2 separate regions of the Homo sapiens genome follow, and region 2 is linked to region 1. Evidence: chromatin loops called from intact Hi-C (ENCODE). Cell type or tissue: gastrocnemius medialis. All regions are shown on one strand. Links, peaks and the distances in the headings refer to the core of each region. The heading gives the core; the rest is flanking DNA.

Evidence for each region. Peaks named below come from ENCODE experiments on the same cell type or tissue, not always from the same donor. Only the 100,000 strongest peaks of a DNase experiment are listed, where the experiment ranks them.
Region 2: it touches region 1 in a loop (2.4-fold over the local background); 1 of 110 quality-filtered maps calls a loop at or near these places.

What each region holds. Positions count from the first base shown.
Region 1 is chr5:74,399,944-74,409,672 of GRCh38, reverse strand. All of the region lies in intron 2 of LINC01331 (long intergenic non-protein coding RNA 1331), which reads left to right. Among named protein-coding and RNA genes, the nearest start is that of LINC01333, 83 kb to the right of the region's middle. In gastrocnemius medialis, for the core only: a CTCF peak has its summit at 4,614; a DNase peak (open chromatin) is centred at 4,552; H3K27ac peaks cover 3,752 bases.
Region 2 is chr5:74,284,988-74,294,716 of GRCh38, reverse strand. LOC124901004 (a long non-coding RNA gene) reads right to left here and starts at 303. Exons shown (of 2, transcript XR_007058821.1): 1 at 198-303. In gastrocnemius medialis, for the core only: no CTCF peak of the experiment used is centred there; a DNase peak (open chromatin) is centred at 5,716; H3K27ac peaks cover 4,573 bases.

The DNA.
Region 1 (9,729 bases), core at 916-8,915:
TCCTGGCTTCTTCCTCTCTTATAATGAGCTGTCTCCTGGGGGTACCTGCGTCTTCCCTGAGAGTGGAATTTTGCCTGGTACTCCACTAGACTGTAATGTGCCCAGATCACACACTTCCCAGCAGCAGGTGCAATGCTGGCTTGTTCCCAAGAGGCTGCTCATTCCCCATGCACTAGACTTCCATCTGGCCCAAGCCACCAGCCTAAGCCAAGAGAGGCCTGGACCCTGCAAATGGATGGCAGAAAACCCAGGCTCAAGCTGAGATCCTCTGCACAGGCATGGTCTCTGGTTCCTGATTTTGAAATAGTAATTGGAAGACCTGGCTGCCGGCCCTCTGCTGTCTGTTTTCTTTCTGATTATAGGGCTCACCAAACTCTTCCGAGAGAAAAAGCATACATTTTGAAATATTGAGTTTTGACTCTCTGTGAAGGCCTGCAGAGGGATGTCAGGGATACCTGAATGGTTGCTGTCTGTTGCCTTTGGCCTCTGCTGTGTCACAGCTGTAACCCTGCTTGGGCATTACCTGAAAAATCTCAGAAGCGTAGTCTTCTACAGATTTCTGGCTATCTTCCGACAGATTCAGAATTTAGTGTGATCTGAGTTGGTAAGATTTTCCTAATTTCAACTTTCACATCAAGATGGTATGCAGCAAATTCTACGTGATAATTATTAAGGATAGAGCAGATTTCAGCTTTGTGACTAGAAAAATACAATCCAGTCTATTCATATCTTGAAAAATTTCGAGAAATTTTCTCCTGTGCAGAAGAAACCAACTTCAGAAGTCACGAATGTGTTAGACAAAGATAAGAGCCAAATCTAAGGTCAATAAAATATTTACTCTGACAGCTGTCAAGTTTGCATTTGTTTAGAACCTGAAGTTATCTGTCAGTTGTCTATGAAATTCACTGCTTTAGCTTTCAGTTTCCCAGATTCTCTTCTATTTGTTACCATTTTTTTTTCTAGCTTCCTTTCTTCAAAATTCACCCACCATCTCTCATAGCCCCACTCCCATTGTGATTTCATCTTTCCCTGTGTCCTCAGAGGTATCAGAGATGCGGCAAGGCAGGCTGTACAGTGCTTGGTGCCGTGGAGCATTTTTTACAGCAGGTTCTGCAAAGTTGACTGTAGATTTAAAGCAACCTTTACATCCTATCTGAAGTGAGTTGATTTATGAGTCAGTGTTTGGTAAGTACTCAGAGATCCTTACATTAAATGCAAGATCCAAGTGCACCGTATTATTGCTTCACTTATTTGTCTTTTGTAAAGCACCTGGTACCATGACAATATTCACTAAATAAATAACAAATGAAACACACTTCCTTCTCTATTTTAATAATATACTATTCATGCAATTTTTTTTCCCAGAACAAAGGATCATTGTACGGAGTTGCTCTGCCAATATTAGGCTGATATCTTATTGCAGGCAGAGTGAAGAGATAAAATGGCATGACACAGGAAAACTGATAAAGTTTCTTTTCAAAACAAAGGAGAACAAGGCAATAACACAAAATATGATAAGCCAAGAAATGATTCAATAGAATTAATACAAATATGAATGTAGTTCCCTTGATATTTTAATGCTTCTCTCAGTTATAAAACAATACCCACATGCCCAGAGGAAAATTCAAATTATAGTTTCTTGATCAATTCTATGTTGTTTTTCTTTAAAAAAAAAAAAAATCTGTTGTCTTCTGCTATGATTCTGTCCTTAGGAAATCATACCAGAGATGTTTAACAGAGAGCAGAACCATTGCCAAACATTTCTAGTGGGAACTGAGCTACCAGATATTTTCCTCAAATTATAGAAAATTGCCATTTGTAAAGTCCACATTATATTTAGCTTCTTAATTTAGGATTAAACATCTGTAACTTATTGTTAGGACATCCGGAGAGTTTGCAAAATTCTATAATAGGAATATTGTCTCTTTCTTTAGTCCCATGGTGTCTCCAAAGAAAGTTGTTTTGGTCCCATTTGTAAAGATTTACTGATGGTCAAAGGAACCACTATGTAATTTTAGAGTAAAAAAATTGCAATGTAATTTTGACATGTTTTCACCCCAAACTGCCACCAGTTGACCAAGGATTCTGATGGTGGTCACCCTTTAAGCTGCCTGACGTACCCAAGCTGGGATCCAGTGGAACAGAAGGGGCAACTTTATCTCTTTCCCCAAGGGCTTCAGCTGGAGACCAAGATGCCGCAATAACACAAGCCTTGGAGAAATTTAGGAATGGCCATGATTTCCCCCTGTAGGCTCCACTAACAGTCAACTAGGAAATAGTACAACTTATTCTTAAAACATTAAAGAATGGACAGTGATCTTTTAATGACTAAATTTAGCTGAGGGGCTTAGAATTTCTGAATGATCAAGGGCAATGTAATAGAACTTGAGTCTTGCATTTACAAGCTTTTCAGATTAGCTTTAGTTCAGTTTCTTCAAATATGGTCAAGGAAAGCTTCTGAGAAGACACCACATTAAAGCTGAGCTGTGAAGGATGATGAAGATGATATAGGAATAAAATTCAAGAGGAGGTTTTCTGGCTAAAGGAGTAGAGTGGGTAAAGCAAAGCAGTGGGAAAGGACATGTGCGTTTAAATATTCGTCAGAGCTCCCCAGCGGCCCTGGAGGTACACATGAGGCTGGAAACATGTTACAACACTCTGTTCTCCCAAACTATTGGCATTGATGTTATTTCCCCTGGAAAGCCTTCTCTGAAACTGGATCAAGTGCCCTTTCTCTGCTTCTGGATCCCTCTGCCCTTGTTCCAATTTAGTTCTTAGAGCAATACATGCATTTATTTATTTTTTCTTATTTGACTTCCTCTCTCTGGTTTAAGCTCTTTAGAGGAGGGTCCTTGTCTTGACCACTTCTGCCTTCTTACTGCCCTAGACAATGCTTGATAGGTGCTCAATGAATATTTTTTGAACTGAATAAACAATGCAAACTGTTCCTTAAAAGATGCTTTTAAAATGTTTTAAATTTTGTTCAAAGGCCTTAGACTAATTGTTTTAAAGGCATAAACCATGTATTAATAATGAATGTGAATATATTTTATAGTTAAACTATTAAAATAAACTTACTCTAGACCATTATAGAAAGAACAGAATGCAATACCAGATGGGTACCTTTTGGATCCACCTGAAGGATTTCAGCTGTCAAATTGCTAAAAGTACCTCTTTATAAAGGAGTTTCATCTATGTGATAAATTGCTCATACCAGGGACTATTAAGATAGCAATACAGTAAGTCCTCACTTAACACTGTTGATAGGTTCTTGGAAACTGCAACTATAAGCAAAATAGTGTATGACGAAACCAATTTTACCATAGGCTAAATGATATAAACAAGAGTTAAGTTCCTACAGCATATTTTTGGTCTCAAAACATCGAACTTCCAAATAAACACCAATATACTTTGGATATTAAGCATTGAAATAAATTTGAGTTATACATAGATTTAAGATTAATACAAACAAGCAAGATAATTGTTCAACTGCTTATTCCAGTTCAGGGTCGACAGTGGCCAGAGCCTATCCCAGCAGCTTGGGGCACAGGGCAGACACCAACCCTGAACAGGACACTTTCCCATTACAGGGTGCACTCACTCACCCACCCACACTCACTCAGGGACAATTTAGACACACCAATGAACTGAATGTGCATATCTTTGGGATATAGGAGGAAACTGCAGGACCCAGAGAGAACTCACACAGATACGGGGAGAGCATGCAAACTCCACAAAGACAGCGGCTCTGGGGAGAAATCTATTTTTTTCCTTCTCATCAATGTTATAACGAAATAATATTGAATGAAACATTATTTGAAGACCTGCTGTTGAAGTGGGTAGAACCCCTATAATCTGCCCGGGAAAGACTGTGTTGGAGAGAACTTGGACTTGGGGTCAGAAAACATGAGACAGCTCTGGAAATGGCTATGGGAACCTGAGAAGCTATTCAGGCCCTGATCTTCAATTTCATATCCACACACTCTCAAACAGAATATCAGCTCTGCTTGCTTTGCAGAGTTGGGAAGATAAATTAAGATAATGTAGATGTGAGATAATAAACTACAAAGAATTCTCCTTTTTATCATAATGGTGCAAGAAACAAGTTGAATTGATATCTCAAATCCTAGAATGTCTTTTGTTCACAAGTTCAATAACATATTCCAGACCTTAGGACTTTTGATTTGATAAGGAATCCGTTGATTGTACCCTTACCTCTTTCTAACCTGATAAGGAAAGGAATATAAATCACCAGTAAAGGAATGTAGGGTTATAAAATTTATCCTTGGCAGGACACTGTATACCCTCTGGTATTTAACACCAAATCCCAGAGTCAGATTCAGCCTCCAGGTAGTTTTTGTGTAGAGCTTATTAATAACTGCATGGAAATATCCAATGGCAGGTTCTGGCCACAGTTAAGTTGAGTGCTGGCTGGACAGATGAGCTCTGCTCTCCAGCACATTTCTCCCATTCTCTGCTCTTTTCCAGGATGTCAGGGGGTGGCTTTTGCCAACATGTTGAAAGGCCTGGCCAGTTTTCCTTCAGTGCTGCTCAGACTAGGTTACAGGGAGGGTTGGCATGTTCACCAACTCTATTTCTACACTGACTGTTCTGACAAAATTTAAACCTGATAGGGATTTGTCACTCCCTGGTGGCCCTTTGCCTTAGTTTATGACAGGCTTATTATCTTTGATCTTCCAAACCCAGGGAGTAGAGGATGGGTGTTTGATTTCATATACCAGGTACCGTCGACTTTAATTATCTTCTTGAAATCCGTCCAGCATGCAGGGATGAGGAACTGAAGTCCCAAATCACCCTGTAGTTTGGACAGTCTCTAAAACCAGAATGTGCATATATAGTTTAGTTATGCAGTATTTGTCAGGAAAATGCCATATTTTGCTGAGTTGTGATTTTCTGATATGCCCCATTTTAAATTAGACCTTTTTGTGTGTGTGGTTGATTTATAATTCTGACAGAGAAATAGCTATAAAATATAAAATATGTAACCAGCCAGGGCTGGAACACAGCCATATAATTTCTCCATTTGCTCTGCTGAAGTTGGTCATATGTAAATCCTCTTCTTTGCTTGGTGGCAGAGTCCATGGATGGGAAAACTGGAAGAACATTGTAGAGTGGGAGTTAGTCATATCATGTTTAACAGCATTAAGAGTCAAATATTTTTTCTCAATTTCAAATAATTTCTCTCTTAAATTTTGGTTAGTTACCTGGGTCCTGAACTAAATATCATTTAGTTCAGTCAACTGTGGAATTAGAGCTTGACAAAAAAATATATAGCCAGGCGGCCAGGCGCCCTGGCTCATGCCTGTAATCCCAACACTTTGGGAGGCTGAGGTGGGTGGATCACAATGTCAAGAGATTGAGACCATCCTGGCCAACGTGGTGAAACCCCATCTCTACTAAAAATACAAAAATTAGCTGGGCGTGCTGGCATGTGCCTACAGTCCCAGCTACTTGGGAGGCTGAGGCAGGAGAATTGCTTGAACCCGGGAGGCACAGGTTGCAGTGAGCCAAGATCACACCACTGCACTCTAGCCTGGTGACAGAGCAAGACTCTGTCTCAATATATATATATCTATATCTGAATCTGTAAAATTAAAATGGTGATATCTGTCCTATCAGCCTCATGGCCAGGGAGGGAATCCTATGGTGGGAGGGTGTAGTGGGTAGGGTGTATAAAACAGAAGGCTCTCCAGAGACTGTAATGTTCTATAAATGTAGTGTATTGTCATCACTTGGCCCACAAATACAGATATTTGAGAAACTGATAAAATGCGGTTGAAAAGGAGGCATTGTGTTGTGCCCAGAGACATCCTGTGGCTCATGGGGAGGGGATAGCCATCATAGGCTGCCATATGGACCTCAACTTACAGGCCCCCATGGGGACAGAAGCCATAACCTTAATTTTGGAGATTGGTTCAGTGTAGGAACCACATTCAAAAGTCTTCCATGTATAAATTCAGAGAAAGTGATGAGCAAAAAAGTTAGAAGCCGGTGGAGTGATGATTAGACATGCATTTATTTGCTGTACTCTAATGTGGGGTTTGAAAAAACTGGTAGACTCTAACAACTTTGTCAAGATGCCCTTCCCAACTTAAACCATTCATTTCCTCTTTCTTTATCCCTTACACTCCAACTGTGGAGCAGCCTGTGGCTTAGCCAGCAGCCAGGCATGGAATGGGGGTGGGGGGTTTGGGTGTGGGAATGAGTGTGCCTATTCTTGGAAGCTGGAGTCCGGGGTTTGAGTCTAGACTGCACCTCTACTGAGTAACTCGGAAACCATGGACTATCTAATCAATGCAGTTTGCCTGCTTCATTTATTGTGAAGCTCTAAGCAAAAGCTCTACAGAAACTGTAGAGTCAGCCATGTAAACTAATATTATTATTACTATGTACATCAATGTGCATGAATGTGTGTTTATCAATGAAATAAGCAGAAGGGAGAAAGGACGCCATATTACATTTTTACAAATTGGCTGCCTAATTTGCTTCTTAGTTAAGCACATGTCAGAATGCTTGGCTGCCTAGTTGTGGTTGTGAAGGATGTGTCTAGAAGTTACTGATCAAAATACACCCAAGAGCTCTGCCCTGGCTGCAGAAAGGGAGGCAATCTTCCACTGGTGATTTTCACACTTTATATTTAGCAAAAGTAACTTTTTTCAAAAGTCTGTTTGATTGTCAAGAAGCTTTTCAAAAACATCTTCTGTAGGAACAAAAAGACCAAACCTTCCTTCCTGCCCACTTCTACCCATAGGCTCTCTCTCAGTTCTTTCTTCCCCTCCTCCTACGTGCTCTTTCTACCCTATTCTTGCTCTCCTACACGCCTGCTTACTGTGTATTTGTAGTCCAGAAGTGGCAGCTGCCCACACAGATGAATTCAGTGGGTCAAGGGAGACACTGTATCCATAGGAACCTGAAAAGAGCCAGGCAGCCTCTGCTGTCCAACCCACGTGTCTGTGATGTGGCCAGACTGGCTGATGAAGGAGTTTTGCTCCAGTTATGACACTTAGGAACAGACAGGGCAGAAACTGACAGCTTTGATCCAGACCCTGGGATGTAAAATGTGCCCAGCAGGAGCCATTGCGGGCAGTTGTCAATCACTTCCTCTTAACCTGCTCCTGGGATCCTGCCTCTGGCTCCAAGCTGAACACTCCTAGCTCCTGGCCAGGCTGGCTATGGTAGGTAAACTAGAAGAGAACCTGAACTGGGAGCTTATTTTTTCATTCAACAATGATCAAACATGTACTAAACACCAGATACTGTGTAATAGTATGTAGTAGTAATAGAGGAAATATTATATAATAGTAATAGAAGAAAACCCAAATAAATAAGATATGGTTCTTCCTTTTAAGAAGTTGACAGTTGAATGGGAAAGACAGAAATGCACACAAAAAATTATAATATGTGACAAGTGCTACTTCAGAACCAAGCATTGTGGGAACCACAGGAGGAAGTCACAACCTCTGCCCAGATGCAGGGAGGCATAAGAGAGGTGTTTTTTGGCCAGGGTTGTGAAAGATGACTCAGATTCTTCCACATGGAGGAGATAAGCATGGACATTTCAGGCACAGGAATTTGCAAGAAGAAAGGCAGCGGAGCATGAGGATGTTCAAGGAATTGTGAGTGTCTAATGTGGCCGAAGCAGAGTCTTCAGTGCGGGTGGGTGGGGCAAATGAGAGGGGACAGGTTGAATGAGTCACTTTGGAAAGGGGCTTGAGAGCAGTGCTAACGGGATTGGATGAAAAAAGGAGCCAAGGCAGATACTGTAAAAATACCTTTCATTATGAAAATCTAAGCCTGCAGAAAGTCTATTGCTGGTATTTATGCTAGTGACATCATCAAATCTGTGTTTTGGATGGGAGCTCTGGGGCAGTGTGGAAATGGACTGTTGTGGGAGGATGGGGAAGCTGAGTCAGGGAGGTCCATTAGATGGCTATTGAAAAGCTATAAGAAAGAAGTTACGAGAAGCCACAGTAAGGCAGAGGCAGGAGGACTGAGGAGCAGCTTAGTGGGGTGTTAGACACAGTAAGGCCCCAGGGACTGGTTGGGGAGAATGGTTTGGGGAGTCAGCAATTTTCTAACTTAATGGATGAGGTGGAGGGATAGGAGTGTGAGTAACCCATCTGGAGAGCCAAAGCCCAGAAGGAAGCTCTTGGGGAGGATGGGAGAGCTTCTGACTCTACTTTCCACTTAAGACAGCAGTTCTTTGTTAGCTGCTGAGTTCAAGGGCTCTGAATTGGGAAAGGCCAGGGGCTGAGCTCAGCAGGCCTGTATCTTGGGACTAACCTTTAAAATATTTGAAAACAGCTATTTAGCCCTCCCTTGGCTTTCTTATCACCAAAATAAAGCCATCTCAATTCCTTTAATCTTCCTTCCAGGGCCTTCAGTAATTTGGGTTGATCTGTTTTCTTTCCTCTCACTTAAAATGCAAAGCCCCAGGTTAAAATAACACATGAATATTTCTCAAGTTATAGATGTAATTATATTTTTTATGTTTGCTGTGTACTCTTTAGTGAATATTACTTTAATTCTCAGCTTTAACACTTTATACTTATTAAATATCTTCTTTTGCTAAGAAAAGTTTAAAATTTTTAATTCATTATTTTTCACCTGCTCACTAAATATTTCCTCCCAACAATATGCTTGCCAGCCCTCCCCTTGGTAATCAATGTCTTCTCAGGAGCCCCTGTGGTGAGCCTCCTCTTTTCATGACCTATTATTACAGAATTGCTACATTGCCATTGAAAGCAATGGCAAAAACTGCAATTACTTTTACACCAACCTAATATTTGGGTAAAGTTCCAGACTCTGATTTCATTAAGGAAGGACATCCCCCTGGCCAAATGTCAAATAAAGGAACAAACACAGCCTGTCAGTACAGTGGTGGTCTGGGGAAGTCTTCCAGGAGGTCCAAAGACTGAGTTTGCACTGGAAGAAGGACTGTGCTGGTATCTTGGAGTTATTTGTCAACATGGAGAGAAAACAGCTCATATTCTTAATTATGTTACAGTTGGAAAACATTGACTGAACAGTATCTGGCCTAATCATTTTAGGCCTTCTGAATACCCTGCCTGACAGGTGAAAGAAAAAGACATGGAAATTTTAGGAAGTCCTGAGTTTCATTCAAAGGTATTCATGAAGATGTTCCCTGACCCAGAGAATTCTTAATAGTTGGTCCTGCAGGTTACAGCTTGGAGGGATCTCCTTTCAGCCAGCCTTGCTCCTTCCAGAATGGTGCTGTCACTGATTCAAAGCCTCCTGGGCCAGAAGAAAGTGCCTAAGATGCACCTCCTTGGTCAGAAGAAGGTCCCTCCCCTGGGTCTTGCTACCTCCCTGGGCTCTACCAGCTCAACAAGGCCAAGTTCCTTCGCCGCATGGCCTTGGCATTCTGCTGGCTCCCTGGCACCTTTCCCTTTGCTGTCCAGGATTCTTTGATGCTTTCACTTTCTTTTTTCCTTTCTCCTTTCCTCCAGCCAGCCTTTCTCATCTAAACCATGTAACTCAGAAATATTTTTTAAAAATTCTCCCAAGGATGATAAATAAGTATCACTCTATTATAGAAGTTAATTCATTTGATACAATGGGCATTAAGGCTTAATTCTACTGTGGCAGTTTGGTTGAGAAAGACTGTTGGGACTATGGAATATTTTTTCACCATGGGGGCGGAGAAACTCTAGTCCCCTCAGTCTCACTTCTGTCACTGATGACAGT
Region 2 (9,729 bases), core at 989-8,988, 120 kb after region 1:
AAGAGAAAGAAGAAAGTCAGAGGCAGCATCAGTATTTCGTAGGGGAAGCAAAGGAGGAAGAATAGGGAAGAGGAACTGAGAGGGGATAGTCAGAAAAGAGAAACATCAGAAAGAAAGGATGGGCCAGGAGCCAGAGGTGGTTTTGGGGCACAGCCAACAAGGCCAAATACAGCACAAGATGAGTAGGAAAGACTTACCAGTGGGCTGGGTGGCTGGTAACCTTCGTGAGAGCTGGCTTTCTGGAACATTGGAGGTAGATGACAGATGGCCATGTGTTGAGGAGAGATTGGGAAGTGAGAAGAGGAGGTGGCAAGCTTCGTCATCATAGGAAGAAGGCGAGAAAGCTATGGTGGGAGGGGAACAGAGAGAGTCAAGGGGAATTTATTTTTAAAACAGGACAGAAAGATTTTAAAAGATGGGTAGGTCGAAGGGGTGGGGGAGGATGTAATTTCTGAAGATAGCAGAGAGGAAACGATTTAATGAGTAAGACCTTGGCAGAGGTGGGTGGCAGGGTGAGGCTTCAGGTTGAAACCAACTTTAAAAAGAAGCAGGGACCCTTTCTCTGAGACTAGAGGGGATTAATGAAAGATGGGTGGTGAGATGAATGAGCTAGGAGGTTGACTGGGTTGGAACAAGAGACGAATGGAATTATACTAAATAGAATAGATGTGTCTGAAGAAAGGTAGCAACAAGAATGATAAGTTCCTGAACCACAAGCCACATTAAGCCAGATATGGTTCTGTTTTCTCAATCTAAGGCTTGAGCTGGTCTTAAAACTCAGCTGGGCCTGAGACTAGACCCAAATAGTTTCGGTTGGCAGGATTATTAGGCTGCCCAGGATCAATAAATATTAGAATGTACACATTGAGAAACATTCTCAATCAGCTGATATTTATGGAATGACCTCTATGTTTAAAAGCATTATAAATTCTTGGGAAACCGATTTTCCCAACTTGCCTTCATGTGTAAATTTAATCCCACCCTTAGCCTGTGGCATAAACTGGTGCAAATACAGAAACGTGGATTAGAAATGGTTACATGCTAGTCCCTGGCCTTCTCAAGATTGTGTTTATAGATGTTTATACTTTGTTAGAGTTGGCTTTGGTAATAAGCACATCATATAACAAAGGGACTCAGCCTCTAGCAATCTGGCTTGGCAACACTGAGAGCCAATTAATTAGAAGTTAATTTAATAACACTGCTTTTAAATCATCCACGTGATATGACAGGATTCTGGAATTTTTGAAGCAATAGGCATTGTCTAGTGAAAATGCAGGTATGCGTGTATTTAACAGTGTGGGTGTGACGGCATGGGTATTCAAGTGTTCTATAAACCTTTCCCAGTGGTTGGAGCACTCCTCTGTGTTTGGGAACTGAGAATGGCTGATTTCTTCCCAGGGAGTCTTGTTGGTGTGAGAACTGCTTGGCTTACGTGGCTGGATCTCATATGAGGTGGATGTTGAGGTGGTGGGAAACAGAGGAAGAAGGTTTGTACGAATGCTGCAAAGCCATGTGTCCCACATCAAATCTAAAAGGCACTGGACCAAGGCTGCCCTCATTTGCCCCAGGAGCTAGCAATAGCTCACTGGTATTTGCCTCCTTGGAGGCATCTGAGAGTTGGCTTCTTAAATATTTAGAAGCAAATACTTGGAACTTGGCTAAAGTATTTCTGGGTCTTGTGTTCCAGCCTGCACCACGGTTTATACAGGAGGGTCTTTGCAGCCAAAATCTGAGCTTGCAGAGGCAGCGTCAAAACATACTTTCACATCTTCAGACTCCACACACCTTTGGCATCTTAAAGTAGGCATTTGTTTTAAAATGGCAAATGACATATCATGAACTTCAAAAAAATTCATCATGTAACTAATAAAAATTTGGCATAGTTCCTCTGGGAAGCAGAGTACGGAATGCAGGTGCCTGGGGACACATACTCCACAATAAGATCCTCTAAGTCTGTAAGCTCCATTTTTTTTTTCTTAAGGAAAGAAAATAGAAACATTGAGCTAGAGGAGATCGTTAGAGGCCATTTAGTTTACCCTAGTGAAAAGTAAGAAGAAACAGCTTGCACATTACAAGTGCCCCTCTTTCCAGACTAGCCCAGGACCTGGATGGAGAAGGAGCTCTGTCAGTGTTTTCTGAATGATATATCAGAAATGTAGACTGCTGAATGCTACTAATATTGGATGAAAATATCTCCAAGTTTCCTATCAGTTAAAGCAAACAAAACAAAACAAAACAAAAATGCTATATTCACGAGTTCTTGTTTTTAAAAAGCATGCTGTTTCACAAAGAGAAATGTCCTGAGTGCTGAGAGCAATTTATTGCATGGGTTATTCTATGATGGGCATGGTAACAACTAGCTATAAATGTGGCTGTTTCTCACAGTGGCTCTTAATAAAAACACTGAACATGATCTGAAGTCATAATGATGTGAAGGGATTCTAAAGAGAATTTAGTAGTACAGTTTGGCTATGTAGGTCTTTGGTGGTTTGATTCGAAGGATTAACTGGCTGACTGGTGGCATTTCTTCCTGAGTACCTAGCCTGGATGCCAGGGAGGACCCAAAGCCACATGATCAACATAGGGCACAATCAAGGATGCTCATCTTGCTCAAATATAAGAAACGAAGGAGAGAAAATGTTGAGCATTTTAACTGGTATTTTAAAATTCTACATGTTAAAATAAACATGGATAGATTATGATGTATGGTATATAACAAACAATCAAGAGGAGATATGTATATATATATACACACACAAATATATATATATCTATATATATAAATTTATTATTATTATTTTGAGATGGAGTCTTGCCCTGTCACCCAGGCTGAAGTGCAGTGGCACGATCTTGGCTCACTGCAACCTTCGCCTCCCAGGTTCAGGCAATCCTCCTGCCTCAGACTCCTGAGTAGCTGGGACTACAGGTGCATGCTGCTGCACTCAGCTAATTTTTATATTTTTAGTAGAGCTGGGGTTTCATCATGTTGGCCGTTTTGGTCTGGAACTCTTGACCTCAGGTGATCTGCCTGCCTTGGCCTCCCAAAGTGTTGGGATTACAGGCAGGAGCCACCGTGCCCAGCCAAGAATATTTTTATGATGAAATCTCTTTGAAAAAATTTCTTTTTTCATCAGGTCACTTCAGGCTATACCTATAGATGTTGTGATAAATATATTCTCTGCTGACCCTGGGAACGATTTGATGGAAAACGCTGAAAACCCTCTTAAATATATTCTTTTATGTGAGCTTTTAATAGGAGTTATATGGCTGACAATTCAAATTTGGGGTCCCCAATCAGACCTTAAAGAGTAGACTTTGTAGATTAAGAAAGGAACCCCAGATCTTTGTCCTAAGCAGGCAGGCAGAAAAAAATGAGATTTTGTTGTTAAATGAACACATCCCCCGTCTTTTTTCTGAGCAAAAAAAGCTTTATTCCAGCCAACACACAAATGCTAGCATACCTAGGCACGCCTGGATGGAGAAATAGGTGAGCTGTGAGTTATAGATCCTATTCTAGTTTAAAAATCTATGTGATTTAGTGAAGGGTTTTGCATTTGCCTGCAATAGTCTTTGCTGTCATTTTAACCTTTACACTAAAAATGGGTCTTCCATTGAATTACTTTGAGTTATTGCCAGGGTTAAAGAGCAGCACTAGAGTTTCAAGCATGGTAGAGGCTTCTGTTTAAAATGGGGAACAAGTTTCATTCCAATCCAGGGACACAAAGACAGCAGAGTTTGCTGATTTTTATTACTGTGGCAGCTCCTTTGTAAAACTTCCCATCCCTTCTCCAGCGGTTTCCTGTCACATACTTGGAATAAAACTCACAGTCTTGCCCATAGTCCACAAGGACCTATGGGATCTGTGCCCTTAGTCCCTCACTCACTGTCTGGCTTGCTCCTCTCTAGCCATGGTGGCTAATGGCTCCTCATGTCCACCTCTGGCTCAATGCTCCACCTGGTGCCTCTTCCCCAGACACCAATAACATTGATCTCTCACCCTCAAGTACCTGCTCAGTTTTAACCTTCTCTCTGCAGCCTTTCCTGATGCATCATCCCTGTTCCCTTAGCCAGCCTGTTTTTTCCTTCAGAGCACTTATCACTACCTTTATATATTTCTTTGATGATTTGGTTTATTGTCTATCTTTCCCTAGTAGAATACAAACTCCACAAGGGCAGAGAATTTGTCTGTTTTGTTCACTGCTATATTCCATTATCTAGAACAAGACCTTGCCCAGAGTATAGACTCCATAATTATTTTGGAAAGAATAAGTTAATATTTAATATTCTGTTCATCTTAGACGATCAATGGCCAGAAAGAGGCCACTGTATGAAGATTGGCGGCCTGTGGTCAGTGTCACATGACTAGTAACAGCATTTGTGTGGTGAGAAGAGGCAGGGGAATAATGAGTTGAAACATTTTTAAATCTCCTCTTACGGGAGAAAATTCTGGAGAATCAGGATCTTTAAGGAGGATGCTAGAAATAGAATATGGTAGAGCCAATTAGTACCTTGGGAGATGGTTCTGAGACTTTGCATCACCAGGGATCTCTTTTTAAAATCTCTCCCATATATTTTGTCAGATCTTTCTATTAAAACCCTAAACTTTTTCAGTAGTTCATTGATAATTTTCACTTTTGTTAGGTAAAGTCATATGCAGCTGCCAATTAGAATGCCAGACAGATTGAAGTAAAATAATCAGAATATCATGAGACTATGAGATAATTTCTTCCAAAAGCAAGGGCAGAGCTGGTGCAGCCTCAGCTCCAATAATTAGGTGCTCCCCACTGGACTCTCCAAGATTTTAAAAATAGCTCAAGGGCCCCCTTGAGCTATTTAGCTCAACGGAAATGCTGTGACTTGCCCAAGATGACATAGCAATTTATTGGCAACATTAGGCCAGAATCCTGGTCCTGTGACTCCCATGTTAGTGCTCTGGTGTATTAAAGGTATAATTTCCCATGGAGCCTACTCATATGGTAGCTCTGTTTGAGTTATGTACTTAGAGGCCAAGGCAACAATAGCTCTTATGTTGATTAAAGATATACTATATCTGTGCCAGATGATTTTCCTAAATTTGATCCAATTCTCAGAATAACCTTTATAATAGGTGTCACTACCCTCATTTTACTACAGAAGAGTCACAGAGGCCGAGTGATGTGTTCAAGGGTTCACAGCTAGAAAGTAGCAGAGTCAGAACCTGAACCTGGGTTTTTCTGCTTTGAAGCCCGTATGTTCTTCCTTACACCTTGCTGTCAACATACCCAGAGCCAGGTTCCTGTCCATGATTCATCTGTTAAGAGGTTATGCCCTGGAGCTATGATAATTTTCGATTATTTGGATAATGGAACCCTTCTCCCAAGTTGGTAGCTTCCCCAGAACACTGACTTTGTAATTCACTGCTTTCTGCACCACTGGGAGAAAAGAAGACAGTTCGTAGGAAAAATGTTGAGGAAGGTGGGTGGAGGAGCCTTCAGAGAAGGATGATCTCTCAAACTTAGGTTATTTCTATCATCACCCAAATCCTTACAATATTCCACAGCTTTTCTATCTCCTTCTATAGTTCATCCTCATCCTGTATACACATAGTGTATTATTTGTGTCACCATGACCTGGAAATCTTTCTGTCTGGGAATCACATTTCCTGGCTATTTTTAAAGATTACAGAATTTTCTCTCTCCTATGAGCTGCCTCTGTGAGCATTGGCAGATGGGGAGCATCTTGAGCCGTGGTCACAAATGTTTAGAAGCTCTAAAGGTCATGTCTATTGCCTAATGAATATTTGGTTTCTGATAATGGACTTGTGACAAACACCTATCATTTGAATACTAATTACAGTGATTTATATTGAATTCTCATTGGCTGTCTTATGAGATGATGTTCCGGAAAGTCCCTGGTGGGTGAAAGACATGGAATCATGTCTGGCATTGAGATGTTAAAAGGAAAACAGTACACTTTGTTCTTTTGGCGAGCTCCCATTTAACTGACAAATCTGTTGAGCTGGAGAAGCTTTGTTTAAGTAAGAAATAAGGAATGATTTAATTCATGTAACAGTCTAAATATGATATTTCCAAGACAGGCTGGGGGATGTCTGACCTCTTTTCTCTAAAGAAGAAAGTGTAGTCTGGTGGGAAAAGCATGAACTTTACAAACAGAGAGACCTGGATTTTTAATTCCAGGGTCACTGTTCATTATTATTATTGCTGTTGTAAGTTATAATAATAACAATAGTAATATGTCTGTCTTAGCTGATTTTCCTAAATTTGATCTGATTCTCAGAATAATCTTTATAATAGGTATCATTACCCTCATTTTACTAAAGAAGAGACACGGAGAGTTTACATTGCACATATAGGTAGTATACTAAATGCTTGCCTGAATTATCTTAATTATTACAACAATCCTATGACTTATTATCAAATAGTATTAGTCATCTCTATTTTACAAGTGAGGGGACTGAGGCTTAGTGTATCGGTCAGGGTACTGGGAGGAAATAATTGAATTCAGATGATTCCAATAAGGAAACTTTAAAGAGATGACTCCTTGTAGAGGTGGGGCAGGGATAAGGGAACCAGCAATGGATGTTGAGGCACCCAGAGACTGCAGCCTTGGCACACTGTTACCACCCCTAGTGCTGGAGGGACAACCGAAGGGAAGAGTGAGTGGTGGCATGTTGCGGGGGGTCAGGGGGCTGCCTGGTGGGAGCTGACATACAGGGATGCTGCAACAGCCGGAAACGTGTACCAAGTCAGGGAGAAGCGCAGAAGAAATGCCTCAACCTTTGTCTCCTCCTCCCTCTGATCTATCTGTGCTTCTTGTTGACTAAACCCAATGGGAAGCCAGAGGGCAAGAGAGAGTGATGATGCTTTGCAGATCAATCCCAGGGCATAGGCAGATTAGAGGATCAATGCGTTCAGAGTGTCTTTATCCTGAAGAAACAGGATGGACCCCATTTGGTTTGGATATTGAAACTGATGATGCCACACATATGCCAAGAGGGTATGAAAGGCTTAACTCACATAACGAGGCTTTCTGGGAAGAGCATGGCAGCCCCTAAGCAGGTTCAATAATAGCTTAAGAGAGCAAGGAAAGGAGACTAATATGGCAGGGTGAGGGTTCTCATACATGGTTTAAAATTCCAGCCCATACCAAAGAGAAAGTACCCAGGCTTTCTAATCAGCTTGTCAAGATGGGGGCTGGGGGTGGAAGAAGAGGGAGGAGTGAGTCTTACAGGCTGTCAGCAGTCAAACATCAAAACTGGTGTTAGATCCATTCTAACAAGGTGGCAGATGGAGATTAAGCAGCAGAGAGAGATTCGATGGAGATTAAGCAGCAGAGAGATTCATTAATTAATGATTAATAACTTTATCATTAAGTGATTAATAGTTAATCATTTGGTTTTCAACCCAAGTCAGTCTTTGGCCAAAACTTGTGCTTTTAACTATCACAGTAACTGACTTTGTGACCTTGAGCAAATTACTTAATCTCTCTGAGCCTTGACTTTCTCATCTACAAAATGGAGATAGTATCTGCATGCCTGACACACAGCTGGTGTTCCGTTTATGGCAGTTACGATTGTTACCCTTTTGCTTCTGCTGCAGTTGTTACTGTTCTGGAAAGCCTGGTGTTCTAGTGTCTCTGAGAAAAGTCTGGCACAGATTTGACTCCTATTTCTCTAAGCAGCATACCCTGTGACACCAAGCTATTACCTTTTTCTTAAGACCAGGTTGAGAGACTCATCTTACCAAGTCAATCAACAGACAAGTTTAACATCTGTCTCCCTGGCATATGTCAGAAAAGAAGGCTGCACAGCCTTCAATCATTCAGATGCCACCATGATGTAATGGAGTTGCTGAGAAGTGAAAGGGGCCTCTCTTACTTCATCCTTGGCTATTAACTCTGGAAGATTGTCTTTCTAAGATGCCAGGAAAAGAAGGATGTGAGATGGGCAGATTTGTTGTCCAGTGTTCCTTTAATGTCATGTGGTTCTAGAATCTTCCATTTATTTAACACTACTCCAGTTCATCTACCTCATGGACTAGGAGGTGCTTTGCACGTAGTATCTCCTTGATCAATCTTTGCTGAATTAAAGACTGATTTTTTGAACCAATGGCATGCCAACTAAGCTACTGATGGCTTATGTGTTTTTTTTTTAAATGCACCTAACAAAATAAATTATAGTGAAAGTTTCAGATAGAATTTTGCTGGCAGCTACCTTTTCACATGTGGGAACTGAAATCACTTGTGAAAAATCCCAGGTCCCCAGACTTCATGCAAACAATTGATCAATTAGTTGATGACACCAACCCACAGCGTGGGGATAGGTATGTACCAAGCCTGCAAATGCCAATTCTTCCAGCCAGGGGACTGGGGCTGTTAGTTAAAGATAATCTGTCAAAAGGCTGTAATAGGAACTTTTTGGGGGATTTCAAAAAATCATCACTGAAAAAAAGAAAAATCCTGGCATATGTCCTTTAGCCAGCAGTCCTGTTGTGGATAAGAACAGATGCTACCCTGGCTAAATAAAAAGCACAACATGAGTCTTTTTCTTCCTGCTTTTTAAACCAGAAAACACCATCCATTGCAGGCCAAAACAAGACAGGTGGCATCCATTCGAATTGGAAATGAGGTGCTGAGATAATAGACTGTGGGATCCACCGTGGCCAGCCTTGAGGGAGTGGCTCCCTGTCAGAGGCTCATTGTTTTTCTCTTTTAGTGAGCAGGCTGTATAAAATGTACAGCTCCTGATGCCACTTTGATTCCATAAATTGTATTAATTGTTCTTTTGTGTGCCCTCCTTTGCACAATTTGCTTTTGATGAACCACGAGTGCTCATTGTGACTGTGCAGGGCTGCCTCGAATGGAGACCCTGGGCTTCCTGTGAAGCAACATGGGAACAAGTGGTTCTATGTGGGATGATTCCCAAAGCGTCTGGAGAGTTCTGGAAGTGCCTGTGCCACCTCCCTGGCACAGCCCCCTGTGTATGGGAAGCATTAGGGCCAGGGAGTGTAGAGTTATAGTTTATGGGTGAAGACAGCTATAGAAGCTTCAACCACCACTTGTCTGGAAAAGGCAGAATTGTGGGGGGGTGGTGGTGGGGTTCAGGTGGGCTATGGGCCTCTCTGTCCTCCTCATTATAGGATGACACTCTCAGCTGTCCCTGGCTACTCTGTTCTCCCAGTCCCTTGCTTCCTACAAAGTAGGGTGGGGAGGTTTGGGGGCTGGGGGACAAGACCTATGTTTCACATTTTCCCCCTTTCATACTGTTTCTCATCTTTATATCCTCAACCCCCCCCCCCAAAAAAAAACAATAAAGTGCCATGCTTTCTGGCACTCAGGGCTCAGTGAGGGGTTCCTAAATTGAAGGAAAGCTCTGAGTTAAAGCATTAATGTCTCTCCGTGGATTAGTCTATTTACCAACCTGGCTAACGGTAGCTTTTGTATTTTTACAACATAGCTGTGCTTATAACCAAGGTAGGGTAGGGTCAATTTCAGTCATCATGAAAGAGCTGGTTTGGGAGCTATTTGGGAGCAGGAAGTATCTTTCCATTTTCAAAGCCTCTCAAATTAAGCCACGAAGAGCCCGTATTAGGCAGTGTGGCCTCATGGGAAAAGAATGGAAAGATGATGGGTATAAAGAGGTCCAGTGTTTCCGTATCTTTTGATCCAGGAGTTGCAGCTCTAGGAATCTGTCTTAAAGAAGAAATATTCAGATGCAGACAATGCTTATGC